Regions from separate parts of the Mus musculus genome. Here region 1 is linked to region 2. A link is a loop called in an ENCODE intact Hi-C map of the cell type or tissue named here. Cell type or tissue: left cerebral cortex. All regions are shown on one strand. Links, peaks and the distances in the headings refer to the core of each region. The heading gives the core; the rest is flanking DNA.

Region 1 (2,909 bases), core at 111-2,610, 110 kb after region 2:
GGGAAGAATGGAGGGTGTGTGTTTCATTTCAGAAGAAAAGTGCTCAACTGCAATGGTTTGACCAGTGAAAGCTGCTGAAAGCAAGCAGGTTTTCTGTCCTGTGGTCTTAGTGGGGACCTGAAGAGGTAGCAGGAACAGACAGCTAGGACTCTCAGAAATGGCAGAGCAGGGGTTCATGACCTCCAAGAAGCACTTCTACCTGTACACACCGGAGTCTACTTCAGACTTCCTTCTTTCGTTTTACAGAGCAGGTTCCAGAAGGGGGGAAAAAAAAAGCAGAATTGCAGAATTGCTTCCAGTTCCAAGCAGGAGGGGCTCAGCGTACACAGAAGGGAACCCCACAACTCTGCCATAAATAGCCTTTCTTCTCACTCGGGATACTAGCCCCTTTGCATCAGCAAGGCACAGCCTCCTCTCAGAAGCACCATTCACAAATCCCTCGGTCGCCCCTTCGCGCACGCTCCCTAGGCGCTGGCACCGTGTGCGCGAGTCCCTAAGATTCAAGCCCAAAGGTGAGGGGCCTGACAGCCACCTGCTGTCAGCGCGGGGTTCACTTTCCGGCCGGGTGACCCGGCGCGAGAACACACGCAGGAGCACCCCACGCCCGCATCCCGCGATCCCGGGGTGCGCCACAAAGCAATCCGTCCACTCTACGTGGCGGGCTCCGGAGGCAGGGGCGGTCGGCGTGGAGCTCCCGCCTGCCCCACCGCACCGCCCCCGCCCCCGCTCCGCAACCGGAGCTCGCGCCAACTCTGCGACCGAGACCCCCGGATTGCAGGAGCGGGCCACGCCGCGCAGTGCCCACGCCCGCCAGGCGAGTCCCCCCCAACCCCCCGCTGGGCCGACGGCCGAGCCGGGGAGAGTCACCTGGTCGCGCTCAGTCCAGGCCCCACGCGAGTCCTCTGCACCGCGTCGCTACCTTGGAGCTGCGGGCTGGTCCCGACGCGGCGTCCACTCCGGCTCGGCCGCTGTCTTCAGCACTCCTCCTGCCGCTCCCGCCTGCGCCACCGCGGCTGCTCCGCCAGAGCTTCGCAGTCAGTCATTCTGAGCGAGGATGGGAGCGGGCGGGGCGCGCGGCGGCCGCGGGTGGGCGGCGGTGTGCGCAGCGGGGCCGCGGGGCGGCTGCAGCGAGCGCCTCCCGGGCAGGCCGCGCTCCCGGCGGCAGGAGGCGGCGCCGCGGCCTCGGAGCGGGTGACAGTGTCGGGCCGGGCGGGGGCAGCCCGAGGGCGGCGTCGGCCAACCGCGTCGCTGGCTTCCGCGCACGCAGCCTGGCGCGGCGACACGCGCACACCCGCGGCCGAATCGGGGGAGGGAGCGGAGCCCGCCGAGCGCCAGATCCCCGCGCCCTGCGAGTCGCCAGGGCAGTAAGGGGCACGCGCGGTGGGACGCTGAAGAATGGGACAGCGCTGCGCCTGGGCTCTCTGTGACAGAGATATTGTCTTTCCCTTCCTGGAGATAGGAGTTATTGCAGTATTCTGTCTGGGTCTTTCCGTGTCATCCGCCCCACGATCGTCTTGACAACTCTGTAGCTAACAAGGTAACAAGGACCCGGCCTCCTTCCCTTTAAACAGGTCACGCCTCCCAGTAACCGTTTGTGGCAGTGATTGTAAGAATGGAAACCTTGGGATTGGCTGGGAGTGGACTCCTCTGCCTACTCTTGCGGTCCTCAGTAGCAACCCAGAGTCCGGAACCAGCTTGACACCATTAGACTGGTGACCTCTTGAAGAAAATGTATCTCTTCAGAGATGGAAATATTTCTGATGCTTGGTGCAGTTGTTTACCTAATTCATTTTCCTGTGATCCTGTCTCCCCTTGCACTGCATCATTTCCTTTAAGGTTGTACTGGGACCTGAACAATTTCCCATTCGTCCTCTTCTTCATCCCCATTCCTTCTATTTATGCCTTTAGCAGACAATACAACACATGGAAACCATTTAACTCTCGCAGAAACATTTAACCCATTCTGCTAGAATATAGGACCATTTCGAGGTACATAATATGTTCCTAAGGTCATACATTAGAGTTCTTACTGGCACATTTTAGAAGCTTCTTTCTCAAAGTTTAAGTTCTTCATGCCTGGTGTACTACTTTGTTTGGAAGCAGCCAGCATGCGTGCGAAAGTCTAACAGCCTACGCTCCAAGTACGTGTGCATATTTGTATGCATCTTCTGGTTAATCTGTCTGACTCCTGCGAAGTGGCTGTGGAGGTCGGATGTACAAGAAGTATACCTTTTGAATGAATATGATTATGATTGTTATATGTTCTTCTGTGAGAGTATCTCTGCTATATGTTTTATTATTATTATTTATTATTATATAACAAAGCAAGACACTCAGAAGGGGAGGTGTTTGCAAAGTTGATGCTGCATTTTTCTTCTTGTGTGGGTTATGGCAAGTGCATATTTAGCATTCGTCAACATGCACGTGTGAGGATTTGTGTTTCTTTGATGTCTGTGTTCATATGTGTGGCTGAAAATATGTGCATTTCATACCTCTCTGTGCGTACTCTCTGCCCACCTTGTTGAAACCTGATGCCTTCAGTTCTAGGTACTCAGGCTAGAGCACATAGAAGTTTCAAGGGATTCTCTGTGGTGAAAGGCCCAGGGTTATGTGTGTTATCACACCCATGGGGAGGGGGAGTGTCCTGGAGGTCCCCAGGTCAGTATAGGGTCAGTACAGGTCCTCACCCTTGCGCAACCAGCACCAGCCACTGAGCCATCTTCCCAGCCTCAAGCCTTTTAATTTACCTTTCTCCAGTAAATGTTGCCATACCCAACTCTCCCATGGCTCCTGCAATGAGTCTGTTAAGAGTTGTTCGGACATATCAAGACGCATAAAGAAAGGACACAGCCAGGATGTTCACACTGCTTCCTGTCCTTCCTCAGAGCTTTAGACAATTGTTAATAGGC
Region 2 (2,909 bases), core at 156-2,655:
CCATGCCATATTTTTTTTTTTTTTACTATATCAGTGACAAAGCTAATTGCCACATCAGGGATATTCAGATAAATACATTCATATTGAAATCCAGCAGCTATGGTTTCTTTAAAAGAACATCATTCAGGCTCAGCCTGTGTTTCTCAAAGAGTGTATGTAGATAAGGCACACCTTGGATGTTTTGATCAGGTTTTCACATTCCATGCCATTTGATACTCCTTACTAAGGAACAACAATTACCCTCTCTAGAATAAAGGAATTTTTTTTCATCTAAAGAACAAATAATACATATTAAACAGTGTGAAAAACCCTTTGTATTTCACACCCACTCAAATTCCATTAACCTGCTGAGCAGTGGTCTCATTTTGCAATGATTATTTGGGGCAAGCTTGCTGTTCAGAAAGTTATGCACATAAACACGTAACTAATCAAACTAATAACTTTGTCAAGGCTGAAATACACACCAGCATTAGCTGTATTTCTTAACAGTGGAAAATATCATTAAAATAAAACCAAGAGGCAACTCTGTATGGACAATTTTGTTAGTAGAAAAAAAAAAAGTATTTGACATTTTAATGAGCAAGCCCCAACACATGTATTCTGAGAACTTAAAAACACTTTTGCCAAAAAAGTGCTTTCTGACAGGAGTCTATATAGCTGTCCTCTAAGAGGCTCTGCCAGAACCAAACCAAGACAGATGGGGATGTACACAGCCAAACATTGGACTGAGTGTGGTGACTCCAATGGGGAAGTTAGGGAAAAAACTGTAGGAGTTGGAGGGGGTTGCAACCTCATAGGAAGAACAATAATATCAACCAACCTGACCCCCCCCCCCCAAGAGCTCCTAGTGACTAAACCACCAACCAAAGAGTACACATGGGGGCACTCATGGCTCCAGCTTGATGTATAACAGAGGACTGCCTTATCTGCCATCACTGGGAGGGGAGCCCCTTGATCCTGTGGAGGCTTGATGACCCAGGATAGGGGAACACTAGGCCACTGAGGCAGGAGGAGGCGGGTGGGTAGGGTAGCACTCTCATAGAGGCAGGGGAAGGGAGAAGGGGATCGGGAGCTTGTGGAGGGGAACTCAGGAAGGGGGATAACATTTGAAATGTAAACAAATAAAATAACCAATAAAAAATAAAAACAAAACAAACAAACAAAAAACACTTTTGAAAGAAATAAAAGGCTAAAATGGAATATGTCCTATGGCCACTGATTAGATGGCGATGTTGTTTAATGACAAAGTTCTCCAAATTAATCTTGATCCCGAAAATTTCCTGTGTCAAAATCCCATCTGTCTTTGTTTTGTAGAAATCAACAGGCTGATATTATATTCAATATAACTAGAGTAGAAAACAAAAACTGGAGAACACATTCTTCCCAAGTTCAAGAGCCATCAAGCCTGTGTGGCGATGGCATCAGAATGAATGTGTAAGTCAGAGGAACAAGGTGGTCCAGATTACACCCTTACCCTTTCCTTAGGTGATTCTCTGCAGCGTGAGGATGACAAGGAACTTCAATTAAAGAATGCACACTCTTTCCACAAGTAGTTCTGAAATAATGGAGCAATCACATGGAAAGCAATGATGTTGGGACTAACTATTGCAGGATTCACAGAAACTAATTCAGATAGTTCATAAACTAGGAATGAATACCAAAACTGCAAAAGACTCTTGACAAAAACATGAGAGTAAATATCAACAATACCAGGTTAAACAGAAACAAAGCTTCATAGATCTACTACCACCAAAGGCACAAGCAACAAAAATTTTAAAAAATCATTAGTGAGGCTCATCAAACTTAAAATCTGGGCTACAAAGGCAGCCTACAGTGAGAAAAAAATGCTGTACAACAGTATAATGAGCTTGTTTCCCACAATGTGGGAAATTGGATCCAATCAATATTGAAAAGAAAATTAACCCATTTTTGTAAAATTCAAAGAAAGAACCTGTCTATCCAAAGGCGCTGTAGTGGCTATTCCTGGTTGTCAACTTGACAATATTTGGAATGAACTACAATCCGGAATTGGAAGGCTCACCAGTGACCCTTATCTGGAGGCTTGGAGATCCTTATCTGGATCTTGGTTTGAAGATCTTGAGCCATAGTGGCTATGGATTCCAGAAGATTGAATCTCCGAGTTTAAGGAACACACCTTTAATCTGGGCTATACCTTCTGCTGGAGACAATATAAGGACATTGGAAGAAGGGAGTCTAGCTCTTGATCCTGCTCCTTCGCCTGCTTGCTACGTGAGACTGAGTAACTGCTAGATCCTTGGACTTCCATTCACAGCTGCGACTGAACAATTGTTGGGAATTGGGCTGCCGACTGTAAGTCATCAATAAATTCCTTTACTATCTAGAGACTATCCATAAGTTCTGTGACTCTAGAGAACCCTGACTAATACAGGCGCTATGTGAATAGTTCTAATACACTGTTAGGAATAGGGAACTGAAGATCAAAGGGAGGGTGACTGTGGTGGCAAACAACTTTCCCAGCGCTCATGGGGCAGAGACAGGAGAAATGCTACAGGTTAGAGGCAAGTCTAGGGTATGTAAGCAGTCCCAGGCAGAAACTTACATACAGTGGAACACTGCTTCCGAAGCAAACAAAACTAAACCGCACTGAGAAAGCACACTTTCAATTCACTAGGATAGCTGCAATGAAAGAGGATAAGAGTGATAAGTGTTCCCCGGGGCGGGGACCCAGGAATCCTCATCAGTGTCATTGCGTGGTGCAAGCATGTTCGAAAACATTTTAATAGATCTGCAAAATGCCAAACATACAATCCATCAAACAGATCAATTAGCCCCTATTTGTATACCCATGAGAAGTAACAACCTAAATCCATACAAACAGTGTCTTATGGAGTTTCATTGCTCCATTATTGACAAGAGCTCAGTTGGAA

What was found. Hi-C counts contacts between places; a loop is a spot of excess contacts. Peaks named below come from ENCODE experiments on the same cell type or tissue, not always from the same donor. Only the 100,000 strongest peaks of a DNase experiment are listed, where the experiment ranks them.
Region 1: it touches region 2 in a loop (2.1-fold over the local background); 4 of 42 quality-filtered maps call a loop at or near these places.

The regions. Positions count from the first base shown.
Region 1 is chr6:61,178,612-61,181,520 of GRCm38, reverse strand. It overlaps Ccser1 (coiled-coil serine rich 1), which reads right to left and starts at 1,196. Exons shown (of 11, transcript NM_183310.2): 1 at 868-1,196. It overlaps A730020E08Rik (RIKEN cDNA A730020E08 gene), which reads left to right and starts at 711. Exons shown (of 3, transcript NR_040287.1): 1 at 711-814; 2 at 1,460-1,537. In left cerebral cortex, for the core only: a CTCF peak has its summit at 1,089; DNase peaks (open chromatin) are centred at 433, 1,142 and 2,123; H3K4me3 peaks cover 1,844 bases; H3K27ac peaks cover 1,132 bases.
Region 2 is chr6:61,283,693-61,286,601 of GRCm38, reverse strand. All of the region lies in intron 1 of Ccser1 (coiled-coil serine rich 1), which reads right to left. Among named protein-coding and RNA genes, the nearest start is that of A730020E08Rik, 100 kb to the right of the region's middle. In left cerebral cortex, for the core only: no CTCF peak of the experiment used is centred there; no DNase peak of the experiment used is centred there.